Linked DNA regions of Mus musculus: region 2 is linked to region 1. The links are chromatin loops, found by intact Hi-C in ENCODE. Cell type or tissue: left cerebral cortex. All regions are shown on one strand. Each heading gives the region's core, and the rest is flanking DNA. Links, peaks and the distances in the headings are about the cores only.

Region 1 (7,714 bases), core at 1,188-5,187:
CCCCATCCCAGGTCTGCTGTGTTCTCTAGTGTACCCAGCAGCAGTAAGGTTGATCTTTTCTTGCTGCACTCCATCTTGTGGTCCACACAGAGGCCTGCAATCCTGGAGGCCTGCAGCCATCAGGGATCAACAGGTGAGAGTCCCAATCCAATTCCCTTCCTGGTGGCCCCTCCAGAAAAACACAGCAGGGAGTTGCTCCTATACTGTTTACTCTTTATGCCCTGAGGCACAGCTCTGCCTGCTTCTCTGGAGTCCTGCTACCATCCAGGACCTGCCCTCTCCTCCAGCAAGCCCAGCAGCTGTGAGGTTTGCCCTGCCCTCTATTTCCTATCTCTACTGGTCCACACCTCTATTGGCAATCCTTGAGGCCTGCTGAAACCTGGGACATCCAGAGACCTGTAGCTATCAGTGACTACCTGAAGCCATCAGTGACTACCAGCTCTGCCTGTATCTCTGGAAGCCTGCTGCCACTCAGGACAAACGGCTCTCCTTGCAGTCCCAGTGGCCTGCTGCCATCAGATTACCAGCTTTACCTGTATCCCTGGAGTCCTGCTGCCCTCAGGGACAACCAGGTCTGCCAACACCAGAAATTCAGAGCTTTCTTAATCCACAAATCGTCTCTCTGTTATGTTGGTATGTTAGCAGTTTATAAATGAGATCTGAACATTTCTTATCACAAATTATTTAGTGTTTTATACCTGAAAAATTGCTGTATAATTTGCATTACATACTTAATGTAAAATAGAAGAAAAATGGATACCGATTAAATGCATATTTAATTTCAACAATATTCTGGTTTAATGTTAACACATTAATATCAGATGAATAATTCACTTTGGATATCAAATACCAAGTGCTATCTTAGGTAGTTGGTTAATGACATACATCTAGAAATCTTGTCTCCATGCATAGATTAGAATGGCCTAGAAATTTTGTACCCTAGGATAGCTGTAATCTTATGGATCTATTACTTTTATCTCTCCATTCTGGAATACAGATATGAATCTCATTGTCACGATATTTTGTTTATTTTTCTGTTTCTTGTATGTTACACATAATACTATATTTATAATTTACCTCATATATATATATATATACTCTCATAATTCACTAATCTGAATGCAGGCGGTTTTTCATATCTGTTATCGCTACTGATATGAAACACACGCAAACATTTTTTTTCCCTTTAGATGTGAAAAATCTCAGATGTTGTGGTCTATCTCTGTAAATTTATTTCTTGATTTAGGGTGGTATGCCCCCTTCTGGAGAATTTCTGAAGTGTGAGCAAGACCATATTTCGCCAGTTTTAATCCTGCTAATTTCTAGACTTCTCTAGAACATGCCTTTGTGAAATAAACCTTTTTGGTATTGATGGTGTCCAGGCATGATGAGGTGGAGAAAACTGATTTGTTTTATTCTCGGCCATTTTCCCAAAGTTAGAAACCTCTTTAAGTTCCCTGAAGCAGTGGGAAACATGATTGTTAGTTTCTGTTGGGTTTGCCTTTGCTTTGAGATTAAATCTTCTCTGATCCTATGCTTAAAGTAATGTCCCCAAGGATTTCCAAAGAGCTAATCTGGGCTTCTTCTTGCATCTCTGTCCCATGTTTATTTTGGAAGTTGGGTCCCAAATGTCTGAGGCACTGTCCATGTTCTCCTTGTAAGAGTAGATATGAGGATGAGAGACAATAAACAAATTTAGCTTCATTTTTAAAATTTTTTTCTTTCCCGTCCTATCCATTACTATTTTTTATAGGACATTTTTCTTGCTCTGTTTCTTTCCTGTATTCTTGTGATTTTTTTCTCAGCATATTTTATCATGTTTTCTAGAATGGTTAATCTGAGATAGCTCTCCTAAAGTTTCAAAAATAGTCAACTGATTTAAATATGTCTTGGATTTTAACCAAACCTTTAAGATGACATAGTGGATTTTTGTTGGTGATGAGGAAGCCAATCATTTTCAGTGTTTTCTTATGCTTTCTCTGGTGACATTTTTGCCTTTTGATTGACACCAGGCACCCACTCACACATTGTCCAGGCATTTGCTATTTATTTTCTGTCAGCTTTGCATGGGTTCCTCCAGCCCAGCCCACCTTCTCAGAATTTATAAACCAGGCCTTTGCATTGTGACTGATCTACATCTGAAAGGCAGGTGGAGCAAGATGGAATCACAGACTCAGGTCCTCATGTCCCTGCTGTTCTGGGTATCTGGTAAGAAATTTAAAGTATTAAAACCTTTTCAAAGTTTCATCTTTGTAATAAGCAATTTATAATATATGCCAGTATATAGTATTTCTTACACAATAATGTTTTGATATTATGACATTTTAAGGACATTTAAATGACAAATTACAACTGTAATTATAATACATATATATTAGTGTAGCTATGCATTTTCACTGTCTATTCATTATTTCAGGTACCTGTGGGGACATTGTGATGACACAGTCTCCATCCTCCCTGACTGTGACAGCAGGAGAGAAGGTCACTATGAGCTGCAAGTCCAGTCAGAGTCTGTTAAACAGTGGAAATCAAAAGAACTACTTGACCTGGTACCAGCAGAAACCAGGGCAGCCTCCTAAACTGTTGATCTACTGGGCATCCACTAGGGAATCTGGGGTCCCTGATCGCTTCACAGGCAGTGGATCTGGAACAGATTTCACTCTCACCATCAGCAGTGTGCAGGCTGAAGACCTGGCAGTTTATTACTGTCAGAATGATTATAGTTATCCTCCCACAGTGCTTCAGCCTCCTACACAAACCTCCTTAAGAGTCTCAACAACAGTGTACATCACACACAGCCCTGGCTATGCACACTTCCTCCTTCTGCCTGACACCTAGCATGCCTGAAAAACTGAAGAAAATGTTTACAGAGCCCAGTATAAAATAATGTCTTCCATGCGTCTTATGTTTTTGGTATAAGTATTCTATACACCAAAATTCAGAAAAATACCACAGTATTGATTTTCTTTTCATTCTGTAACAATTTATCACAAACTTCGTTGATTGAATATGAGGAGTTGATCTTTTTATAGTTCTATATATCTGGTATCCAATGTAAGCAACTATGTGCTGATGTGGTGATGTTGGGAAACTGTCTTGGTTAGGAGTATACAAAAAATATTTGTTTCTTGCTTTTTCTACTACATAGGGGCTTTTCTTACTTGCTTAGTGATATCCATATTTTTCTGAATTTTTCCTTTTCTGATTCTTCTATTTACATTCCTTTTTCATTTTTGTTAGATATTTTCTTCATTTACATTTCAAATGCTATCCCTAAAGCCCCCTATTCTCTCTCCCTGTCCTGCACCCTAACCCACCTACTCCTGCTTCCTGGCCCTGGTATTCCCCTGTACTGGGGCATATGATCTTTGCAATACCAAGGACCTCTTCTCCCATTGATGGCCAACTAGGTCATCTTCTGCTACTATGCAACCAGAGACACAGCTATGGGGGTACTGGTTAGTTCATATCATTGTTCCTCCTATAGGGTTGCAGACCCCTTTAGCTCCTTGGGTACTTTCTCTAGCTTCTTCATTGGGGGCCCTGTGATCCATTCAATAGGTGGCTGTGGACATCCACTTCTGTATTTGCCAGACATTGGCATAGACTCACATGAGAGAGCTATGTCAGGGTCCTGTCAGCAAAATATTTCTGGTATACGCAGTAGTATCTGGGTTTGGTGCATGGATCCCTTGGTGAGGAAATCTCTGGATGGTCTTTCCTTTCATCTTAGCTCCGAACTTTGTCTCTGTAACTCCTTCCATGGGTACTTTGTTCCAGATTCTAAAAAGGAATGAAGTATCCACACTTTGGTCTTCCTTCTTCTTGAGTTTCATGTGTTTTGTAAATTGTATCTTGGATTTTCTAAGTTTTTGGGATAATATCTGCTTTTCAGTGAGTGCATACCATGTGTGTTCTTTTCTGACTGGGTTACCTCACTCAGGATGATATTCGCAAGATGCAGCCATTTGCCTAATAACTTCATGAATTCATTGTTTTTAATTCCTGAGTAGTACTCCATTTTGTAAATATACCACATTTTCTGTATTCATTCCTCTGTTGAGGGACATCTGGGTTCTTTCCAGCTCCTGGCTATTACAAATAAGGCGCTATGAACATAGTGGAGCATGTGTCCTTTTTACAGGTTGGAATATCTTCTGGGTATATGCCCAGGAGAGGAATTACTGGATCTTCCGGTAGGACTATGTCCAATTTCTGAGGAACCACCAGACTGATTTCCAGAGTGGTTGTACAAGCTTGCAATCCCACCAACAATGGAGGAGTGTTCCTCTTTCTCCACATCCTCGCCAGCATCTGCTGTCACCTGAATTTTTGATCTTAGCCACTCTGACTGGTGTGAGGTGGAATCTCAGGGTTGTTTTGATTTGCATTTCCCTAATGATAAAGGATGTTGAACATTTTTTTTTCAGGTGCTTCTCAGCTATTCAGTATTCCTCAGTTGAGAATTCTTTGTTTAGCTCTGTACCCTATTATTTTTTATAGGGTTATATGATTTTCTGGAGTCCATCTTCTTGAGTTCTTTATATACATTGGATATTAGTCCCCTATCTGATTTAGGATTGTTAAAGATCCTTTCCTAATCTGTGGGTGGACTTTTTGTCTTATTGACAGTATCTTTTGCTTTGAAATTTTATGAGGTCCCATTTGTCAATTCTCCATCTTACAGCACAAGCCATTGCTGTTCTGTTTAGGAATTTCCCCCCTGTACCCATATCTTCGAGGCCTTTTCCCACTTTCTCCTCTATAAGTTTCAGTGTCTCTGGTTTTATGTGGAGTTCCTCGATTCACTTAGACTTGAGCTTTGTATAAGGAGCTAAGAATAGTTCAATTTGCATTCTTCTACATGATAACCACCAGTTGTGACAGCATTGTTTGTTGAAATACTGTCTGGGTTCTTTCCAGCTTCTGGCTATTATAAATAAAGCTGCTACAGGGCCCCCAATGGAGGAACTAGAGGAAGTACCCAAGGAGCTGAAGGGGTCTGCAACCCTATAGGAGGAACAACAATATGAACTAACTAGTACCCCCAGAGCTTGTGTCTCTAGCTGCATATGTAGCAGAAGATGGCCTAGTTAGCCTTCATTGAGAGGAGAGGCCCTTAGTCTTTCAAAGATTATGTGCCCCAGTAAGGGGAATGCCAGGGCCAGAGAGTGGGAGTGGGTGGGTTGGGGAGCAGGGCAGGGGAAGTGTATAGGGGACTTTTGGGATAGCATTTGAAATGTAAATGAAGAAAATATCTAATAAAAATGTTTTTTAAAAAAAGACTAGACTGTGAACAAGCTTGTAGGGCATTTTCTTAATTCCTGATTGACAGTAAAAAATCCAGTCCATTGTGGGTGAGGCCAGCCCTTTGTCTTGTAGCTGCGTTCTATAGCAAATAGAACTGAGAAAGCCATGAGTGTGGAAGCAAGTAAGCAACACTTCTCCATGGCTTCTGGTCAGCTCCTGCCTCTGTGTTCCTACCCTGTTTAAATTCCTGCTCTAACTTTCTTCAGTGATGGGCTGTTATGTGGACTGTTACACCTGGAAGTGTAAGTCTACTAAATTCTTGCATCCTTTAAGTTTATTGTGGTCATGATATTTCATCGTAATAGTAATCGCAGCTAAGACACACACTTACCCTCTTTTTCTTTGTGTTCCATGTTTTGTTTCTCCACAAGTCTTCTTCCCTCTCCTAGTTTCCCTACTACACACCCATTACAATTATGATTATATTTATATAATTGAGTTTAAAATCTAAGATTTATAAGTGAGATAGTACATGTAACAGTTTTGTTTCCAAGCCATTTGCCCATCCCCTGCTTCTTCCGTATGGGTCACATATCACTCTGAATTCTTCTTATCTACTCTCAAATCTGGAAACCCAGAAATCTCACACCATCCTAAAGAAATATGATGTTGTGTTGATAGACTCTAACTTTCAGGCTTCCATCTAATATTCATGAGTTAATTTAATATTTTAAAGGCAAAATCCAAGGCCCCATGTAAATAATGCTAATTAATGCTTTATATGTATTCCTTAAAAATAAACTGATTAACTGGTTTTGGACTTCATGGATACAGTAAGACATGACAGTATTATGGAACACATACAATTGTTTATGTTTTATTTGTATCTTCCTCCAGGTGTAATATCCTATCTGCTGAAGGATTAACCCTTTTTAATAATTTTCTATTGTTGTGATAAATACCATGAACAAACAAACTTGTAAAGAAAGGATTCCTATGGACACTCAGAGGGTTAGACTATGAAAGCCAAAAGAAGGCAGAAGGCTCACATCTCAAACTGTATGTATGTATGTATGTATGTATGTATGTATGTATGTATGTATGTATGTGGATGGATAAGAATCACCATATAAATGCTTGGAATGAGTCAAACCTGAGTGTTTTACAAGAGAAGAAGCAAGTGATCTGAACAACTGAGCTAACTTTCTGCCCTGAAACTTTTCTTCCTCCCTCCCTCCCTCCCTCCCTCCCTCCCTCCCTCCCTCCCTCCCTCCCTCCCTCCCTCCCTCTCTCTCTTTCTTTCTTTCATTCTTCCTTTCTTTCATCTTCCTTTCTCTCCTTCCTTCCTTTCTTTTAAATTTTTTCTCCTTTTTATACCCTCCATTCATTTTCTCCTCTCCAGTTTTCCTTCCCTTCCCAACCCCAAATTTCTTCTCCTCTTCTACATCACCTACCTTCTTTCATTTCTCTTGCCTCTCTTTTCCCTTCTTTCTTTTCTTTCTAATTTTTCACTTCTTCTGTTGTTGCCCACCATATTTATTGTTTCCTCATGATTGCAACAAAAGTAGTCCTTGTACTATTTCTGAAAAACTCACCTGCTATAAATTATTTGAGTTTAATGGAAGCCTATTATGAGAGAATCTAGAGCTCTAAGTTGGTTCTTGAACTTCATTCTCAGTGATTGTTTACTGTTTCTGATGGTATTTTTGGCTGTTGATTTAACCTGGATTCTCTCACAGCTCTTGGTCCAGGTCATTTACTTCCTTTTTTGATGACTACTTTGCATAAGTCCCTAGAGGCCAGCCCAGCTGTCCATGATTTATAACCTAGGCCTTTGCAGTGAGATCTGAAATGCATCAGACCAGCATGGGCATCAAGATGGAATCACAGACTCTGGTCTTCATATCCATACTGCTCTGGTTATATGGTAAAACATTTAAAAGTACTATAATATCTTAAAATAATTAATTTGTAGAGAAATAGCTATTTCCTATAGGATGCCAATAGCATGCAGACAATGCAATTAGAAAAGTTATTTTAAAATCTAAAATCTTGCTGGCATATGCGATGGTGACTGCGTTTGGAGGCTGATTTTTGGATGGATCCCCCCCCCCAAAAAAAGAAAAGAAAAGTTATTTTAGATTCCAACGATTATATTATGAAGTCTTTTGTGTGTGTGTGTGTGTATATATATATATACTCATTGTTTCTGATTTCAGGTGCTGATGGGAACATTGTAATGACCCAATCTCCCAAATCCATGTCCATGTCAGTAGGAGAGAGGGTCACCTTGAGCTGCAAGGCCAGTGAGAATGTGGGTACTTATGTATCCTGGTATCAACAGAAACCAGAGCAGTCTCCTAAACTGCTGATATACGGGGCATCCAACCGGTACACTGGGGTCCCCGATCGCTTCACAGGCAGTGGATCTGCAACAGATTTCACTCTGACCATCAGCAGTGTG
Region 2 (7,714 bases), core at 2,379-6,378, 190 kb after region 1:
GACATAGTACTACTGGAAGATTCAGCAATACCACTCCTGGTCATATACCCAGAAGATGTAATAAGGACACATGCTCCCATATGTTCACAGCAGCCTTATTTTTATTAGCCAGAAGCTGGAAAGAACACAGATGTCCCTTGACATAGGAATGGATACAGAAAATGTCGTACATTTACACAATTGAGTACTACTCAGCTATTAAAAAAAATGAATTCTTGAAATTCTCAGACAAATGGATGGATCTTTAGGATGTCATCCTAAGTGAGATAACCCTATCACAAAAGAACACACATGGTATGCAGTCACTGATAAGTGGATGTTAGCCCAGAAGCTCAGAATACCCAAGATACAATATGGAAAACACATGAAACTCAATAAGAAGGAAGAACAAAGTGTGGATACTTCAATCCTTCTTAGAAGGGGTAACAAAATATCCATGGAAGGAGTTACAGAGACAAAGTTTGGAGCAGTGACTGAAGGAATGACCATCCAGAAACTGCCCCATCTAGAGATCCATCCCATAAACAACCAGCAAACCCAGACACTATTGCAGATGCCAATAAGTGCTTGCTGACAGGAGACTGATATAGCTATCTCCTGAGAGGCTCTGCCTGTGTTTGACAAATACAGAAGTGGATGCTCACAGTCATCCATTACATGTACCACAGGGTGCACAATGAAGGAGCTAGAGAATGTACCCAAGGCGCTGAAGGGTTTTGCAGCCCCCTAGGAGGAATAACAATATGAACCATCCAGTACCCCCCAGAGCTCCCTTTGATTAAAGCACCAATCAAAGAAAACACATAGAGGGATTTCTGGCTCTAACTGCATATGTAAAGAGGATGGTCTAGTAGGTCATCAATGGGAAGAGAGGCCCTTGGTCCTCTGAATGTTCTATGTGCCAGTGTAGGAGAATGGAAGGGCCAGGAAGTGGGAGAGGAGTGGGTTGGGGAGCAGGGGGGTGGGGAGAGAGGATAGGGGATTTTTGGAGGGGAAAGTAGGAAAGGGGATATAATTTGAAGTGTAAATGAAGAAAATTTTTAAGAAAAAAAGAAAAAATATGTAATCAACGAATACATAAATTTGTTGTTTCCACTGTCCCACAAATTCTCATTTAACTTTTCATGAATCACAAACTTACTGATAGACTTCGTAAATCTGGCAGGCTCAGTTCAATGTTATCCTCTATAGAGTATTTATCTTTTACACATGGATGAGCCCACAGTCATGTTTTTCAGACCTTGTGCCCTTTATAAAACGTTAGGCCCTATGCATAGGTAAAGAGTTCCTCTCTGAGCTTTGTATGGTCTAATCTGTTTTCTGAGGCATTCTCTTAGGTGCTTCTGTAGAAGACATGTGCCCTCCCCCCAACTTTTGCTGCATTCCCAAACAGCTGGGTTAATTTTCCTTTTATTTTCTATCACCTGTCTTTTTTTAAAATTATTTTATTTTTAATTTATTTTTTTACACTCCACATTCCATTCCCCACACCCCATTCACCCACTCACAGTTCCATATTTGACACCTCCCCCTCATCCCATTCCATCTCCAAGTAGAAGCCCCCCACCCCCACCCCAACTGGCCACTAAACTCCCTGAGACATTTTTATCTGGATGAAAGTTTTAAGTGTTTTGTCATGTTGAGAAGTTGTTTCAGCCTTTTTTGAAGAATGAAAACTATCAAATATAGAAAATAAGAAGTTAAGGTTTTCATTTCAAACAAATGATAAGATGTGTGAATGTTAATCGGACTTTATACAAAGGGAGACAGAAAGGTTTACAAACACACACACACACACACACACACATCGTACATACATAGATTCATACATATGTGTAGCAAGGAGGCTAGGCAGTCCCCCAGCTGTTGTGCAGCTTAAGGCATATAAAAATATAAAGACTTAGTGTGTGTTTATGTGTGTGTGTGTGTGTGTGTGTGTGTGTGTGTGTGTCTTTCATTCAGGAACATAAACCATTGAGGTGGAAACCAATGCCACACTGGAATTTAATAATAATTAATACTACATATGGAATCCTCAATGTGGGGCAAGAACTCACTTTTAAAAATTAATTGGTGATCCCTAAATGGAAAACATATACCATCCCTTTAAAATTAGGAGGCTGGGTGAATTGGTTTCTTAACTAAGGTGGGGATGCTGACAGTTTCTGCTGAGAGAAGGCAGGCCACAGAAAGCAAGCTTGAATCTGATGGGAATGGAAAGGTTGATGATAATTTAAAAGGTTGATCCTTCACAAGCAGCCAAATTCTTTGAATGCACAGAAATTCTGCGATAGCTTATCATGGCATTCATCCATAAATCATCCTGAAAAGAGGCTCATACAGAAAACAGAAGTAAATTAATTGAAGTTAAATACCCAGGGAAGGATGTTAATTCAAGTTATACAATAGAAAGGTTATATAAATTATCTATTTGTAGATACGAATCTCCTTCGAATGGAGGAATAATGGAAAATTGCATTGTTTTAAGAATGGAGGGGAGAAATAGTGGTAATTGCTTTCAGAGGTTTTTGAACATTACCTTTTGAACAATCCTATTAGCAAACACCAAGTCTAGTTCTATCTGGGGAATTTTTCCCCCTATGGAAAAAATTATGCAGTGTCTACTAAAACCCAGATTGGGAGAAGCATCATCATTGTTTTAAAACTACCCAAATGGAATTAAATATCGAACTGCCCATTTTGACAGCCAACAAGGAAAAATAGTTATGAAATGCCTTGCCTGCGACCACACCTCAGGGAGCATGGCTGTGGCTTGGCTCACACTTCAGAAGATACATTTCCTTACCAAAAGGAAGGCATGGATGAAAGAGGTTATGGTTTTATGTGCTGGCCAATAAACAGGATAGGAAAAGCCAATGCTCAGCTGGGTGCTTTTTTCCTTAAAAGTTATCATTGTATGTGGTACCATGGCATACATGTCCTCATGGAATCACTGCTTTGTGGACCCTGAAGGGGCCAGAGGACAACATGAAGGAGCCTAATCTCTTTTTACTATGGGATCCAGTAATCAAATTCATGCCTCAGGCTTGTTCAGCAAGCTCTTTACCTGCTGAGCCAACTCCTAGGCCCCTTGTTTCCCTTTGGTTCAGTTTGAGATCCTCTCCCACACCTTGGGATGGTGTCCCTCAAATTCAGGGTAGGTCTTCCCTCCTCTGTAGCATCTTCCTCGAAACACCTTCACAGACACACTCAGAGGTGCATCTCCTATTTCAGTCCAATCCAGTCAGGTTGGCAATGCTTGACCTTTCTCTGCACACAGCCCATCTTTAGCTATAGAGGTTGAGACAGGAAAATGTTGGAGACAGGCTAAATAATTGTTTTCTCTCTGTTTTAAAATCACTATAAACTCTCATGGAAGATGCAGGTGGGATAGTTTCTATTTATCCCTAAATAATTCTCTGCTCAACTGGAAGGAGTCTGACAATTGTTCATTTGATATTTACTGACTGCCCAAAATGTGTATCACCCTTCAAATGAAGATATAACCTTGAGAAAATTGAATTCTCTCATCCCCAGGAAGCTTGCTTTCTGATGACAGCACATAGACAAATTACCACAGAAAATACCTAATATGTGAAACAAAAAAGAAGATAAGGTTTTCTAGGGAACAGTAAGAGGAGGCCTCCGAAGACGGCAACACCTAAATAAGTGTGGGAAGATATCCCGTCCCGTGGGATTCAGTTATTCGTGGGTGTGAGGGGGACCACAAACCTGGAAGGAGATGGAAGGAAGAAAAATAGGAATAGGAGACCAGGAAGGGTACCTATCAAGGTCTCGTTTACTATGCTGAGGTGCCTTCTTTTTAAAGCATACATCGCGGGGAATATGGGAGGGGTCGAGGGAGAATTATACAAAGAACAAAGAAGTGGGCATCTGCTGACATGGGGGCCGAAGTCAGGCGCTAAGCAGCGGGCACTTTTCATCTTATCTCTGGAACATCGATCCTCCTTGACAGCCTTGGGTGTCAGGCTGGGCTCAGGCGTGACTCATGTCCTTGGTTGTCATAGGAACTCAGGAAGAGATAGGGAAGAGGGGACTGTAATTCAGCTTTTACAGCCTTAGGTGCCAGGAAGGGAATAGGGAGGAAGGGAGTGATAACCAGCTCTTAGCACGAGGCCATTTGGCCTGTTAGGGAGATTGTGAAGGGCTCACTTTCTCACGGGATGGTCTCTGACAGGAAGACAGTATACATGTATGACATATTTAACATTTCTTATGATGAGATTTCATCTGACATGGGGAATCAGAGATAAACACCCCATAATAGACTCATTCTTTTCATGAATACACTGAAGGCATTGGACAGATCAAGTAGTATCTATTATAATAATATAATATAACAAGCTAGGAACTGGAGAGTGAGCTAGAATGCTGTCTCCGCTCTTTGCTGAGGCATCAGGGGATGAGGCTAGAATTTGCCTTAATATTTATGGGTTTTTGGCATACCTCAGGAGACCTGGAATACATAACCCCCTTAAGCTCTTAGAGTCCTAGTTCCTAAGAGTTAAGGTAAACATTTTCTATTCTGGATGAATTCTACACAGTTTATAGCAGTGAACTCCAACCTTCCCATTACTCTGGAAATCTTTCACTTACTGCAAATAAGAATGTCCTGACCATTTGCATAGAGATGGATTTTGATCATCAGAAGGAAAGAAGATATGGGATGAACACATGACAGGAGGCTAAACTGGTGTGTCTCCATAACCTACCACTAGGGGCAGGAGCCTGGCAAGGAGCCCAGTAGGTCCTGAGACAGGGTCCCAGGCTGTTGCTACCTTATTCAAGTACAAGAGAAACACTATAGGGACAGAGACCTTGTGAGGGAAAATTACCCCATCCTCTAGCAGGACTTACTTTGAAAACACATTAGTAAGACCCTTAGAGGGATTCCTTTGATGACAGTTGGAGCAGGCCTATGGTGGGAGAGACTGTGTTTCCATGATATACTGGTGAGGTCCTGTAGTGTTTTGGTAAGTAGGAAACTGAAACTCATGGAGATTGTGCTCAAGGTTACTGAATCCCTCTGCTTCCAGGTGAGGGCAGATGGCACTTTTCTGAGCCCTGAATATTTGTTCTATATTTATTTCATCTAGTATCTCTTGATCATTAATGAAACAAATGTAAATTCTTCTAAAAGGGTGTCTAGTTGCCTCAGGCCATGCAATTTGGAAACACACTCCATGATGTGGTCATAGCTATAACAAAATGAGATATTTTTTTCCTTTTTTTGAGACAGGATCCCATGAAGCCCAGGCTGGCCTTGAACTCACTATATAGCCAAGGATAATTATGAGTTCCTGATCTTCTTGCTTCCATTTTCCAAATCCTAAGATTATAGGCATGCACCACAACATCTGACAGATTCTTTCTTTCAAGAAAATCACAGGAATACAAGAAAGAAATGGAGTAAGAAAAATGTCCTATAAAAAATAGTAATGAATTATAGAAATAGTAGGATATTAGAGGGAGCAAGAGAGACACAGAGAGAGCGCATAAAGTTGGGAGAGGTGTTAAATTTGGGAGGAGTGGGAGGAAATATGATAAAAATTTACTGTATGCATCTATAAATTTTCCAAAACTTAAAAAGATTCTTTAATAAAACACCATAAAGAACTAACAATATTTAGGGGTCCAAATAAATTGTGAGGCATTAAGAGGCCTTGTGATCATTAATGACCCACTGGCAATCCTGGAGGCCTAATGAAACCTGGGACATCTAGAGACCTGTAGCTATCAGTGACTACCTGAAGCCATCAGTGACTACCAGCTCTGCCTGTAACTCTGGAAGCCTGCTGCCACTCAGGACACACAACTCTCCTTGCAATCTCAGTGGCCTGCTGCCATCAGATTACCAGCTCTATCTGTATCCCTGGAGTCCTGCGGCCCTCGGGGACATCCAGGTCTGCTAACACCAGAGACTCAGAGCTTTCTTAATCCACAAATCGTCTCTCTGTTATGTTGGTATGTTAGCAGTTTATAAATGAGATCTGAACATTTCTTATCACAAATTATTTAGTGGTTTATACCTGAAAAATTGCTGTATAATTTGCATTATATACTTAATTTAAAATAGAAGAAAAATGGATACTGATTAAATGCATATTTAATTTCAACAATATTCTGGTTTAATGTTAACACGTTAATATCAGATGAATAATTCACTTTGGATATCAAATACCAAGTGCTATCTTAGGTAGTTGATTAATGACATACATCTGGAAATCTTGTCTCCATGCATAGATTAGACTGGCCTAGAAATTTTGTACCCGAGGATAGCTGTAATCTTATGGATCTATTACTTCTATCTCTCCATTCTGGAATACAGACATGAATCTCATTGTCATGATATTTTGTTTATTTTTCTGTTTCTTGTATGTTACACATAATACTGTATTTATAATTTACCTCATATATATACTCTCATAATTCACTAATCTGAATGCAGGTTGTTTTTCATATCTGTTATCGCTACTGATATGAAACACACTCAAATATTTTTTCCTTTAGATATGAAAAATCTCTGATGCTGTGGTCTGCTAGTCTCTGTAAATTTATTTCTTGATTTAGGGTGGTATGCCCCCTTCTGGAAAATTATTGAAGTGTGAGCAAGACCATATTTAGCCAGTTTTTTTTCCATTTTTTTTACTAGGTATTTAGCTCATTTACATTTCCAATGCTATACCAAAAGTCCCCCATACCCCCCCCCCCCACTCCCATACCCATCAACTCCCACTTCTTGGCCCTGGCGTTCCCCTGTACTGGGGCATATAAAGTTTGCAAGTCCAATGGGCCTCTCTTTCAAGTGATGGCCTATTAGGCCATCTTTTGATACATATGCAACTAGAGACAAGAGCTCTGGGGTACTGGTTAGTTCATATTTAGCCAGTTTTAATCCTGCTAATTTCTAGACTTCTCTAGAACATGACTTTGTGGAATAAACCTTTTTGGTACTGATGGTGTCCAGGCATGATGAGGTGGAGAAAACTGGCTTGTTTTATTCTCTGCCATTTTTCCAAAGTTAGAAGCCTCTTTAAATTCACTGAAGCTGTGGGAAACATGATTGTTAGTTTCTGTTGGGTTTGCCTTTACTTTGAGATTAAATCTTCTCTGATCCTATGCTTAAAGTAATGTCCTCAAGGATTTCCACAGAGCTAATCTGGGCTTCTTCTTGCATCTCTGTCCCATGTTTATTTTGGAAGTTGGGGCCCGAATATCTGAGGCACTGTTCATGTTCTCATTATCAGAGTAGATATGAGGATGAGAGACAACAAACAAATTTAGCTTCATTTTTAAATTTTTTTTCTTTCCCTTCCTATCCATTAAGATTTTTTATAGGACATTTTTCTTGCTCTGTTTCTTTCCTGTGTTCTTTGTGGTTTTTTTTTCTCAGCATATCTTATCATGTTTGCAGAATGGTTAATCTGAGATAGCTCTTTTTAAGTTTCAAAAAAGTCACCTGATTTAAATATGTCTTGGATTTTAACCAAACCTTTAAGATGACATAGTGGATTTCTGTTGGTGATGAGGAAGCCAATCACTTTCAGTGTTTTCTTATGCTTTCTCTGGTGACATTTTTGCCTGTTGATTGACACCAGGCACCCACTCACACATTGTCCAGGCATTTGCTTTTTATTTTCTGTCAGCTTTGCATGGGTTCCTCCAGCCCAGCCCAGCTGCTCAGAATTTATAA

Evidence for each region. Peaks named below come from ENCODE experiments on the same cell type or tissue, not always from the same donor. Only the 100,000 strongest peaks of a DNase experiment are listed, where the experiment ranks them.
Region 2: a loop joins it to region 1, with 4 times the contacts of the local background. A loop is called at or near these places in 5 of 42 quality-filtered maps.

What each region holds. Positions count from the first base shown.
Region 1 is chr6:70,335,894-70,343,607 of GRCm38, reverse strand. It overlaps Igk, Igkv6-20 and Igkv8-19. Among named protein-coding and RNA genes, the nearest start is that of Gm46962, 120 kb to the right of the region's middle. In left cerebral cortex, for the core only: a CTCF peak has its summit at 1,259 (motif pointing left); DNase peaks (open chromatin) are centred at 1,292, 2,033 and 2,706.
Region 2 is chr6:70,144,214-70,151,927 of GRCm38, reverse strand. It overlaps Igk. Among named protein-coding and RNA genes, the nearest start is that of Gm46962, 73 kb to the left of the region's middle. In left cerebral cortex, for the core only: a CTCF peak has its summit at 4,715; DNase peaks (open chromatin) are centred at 4,033 and 4,756.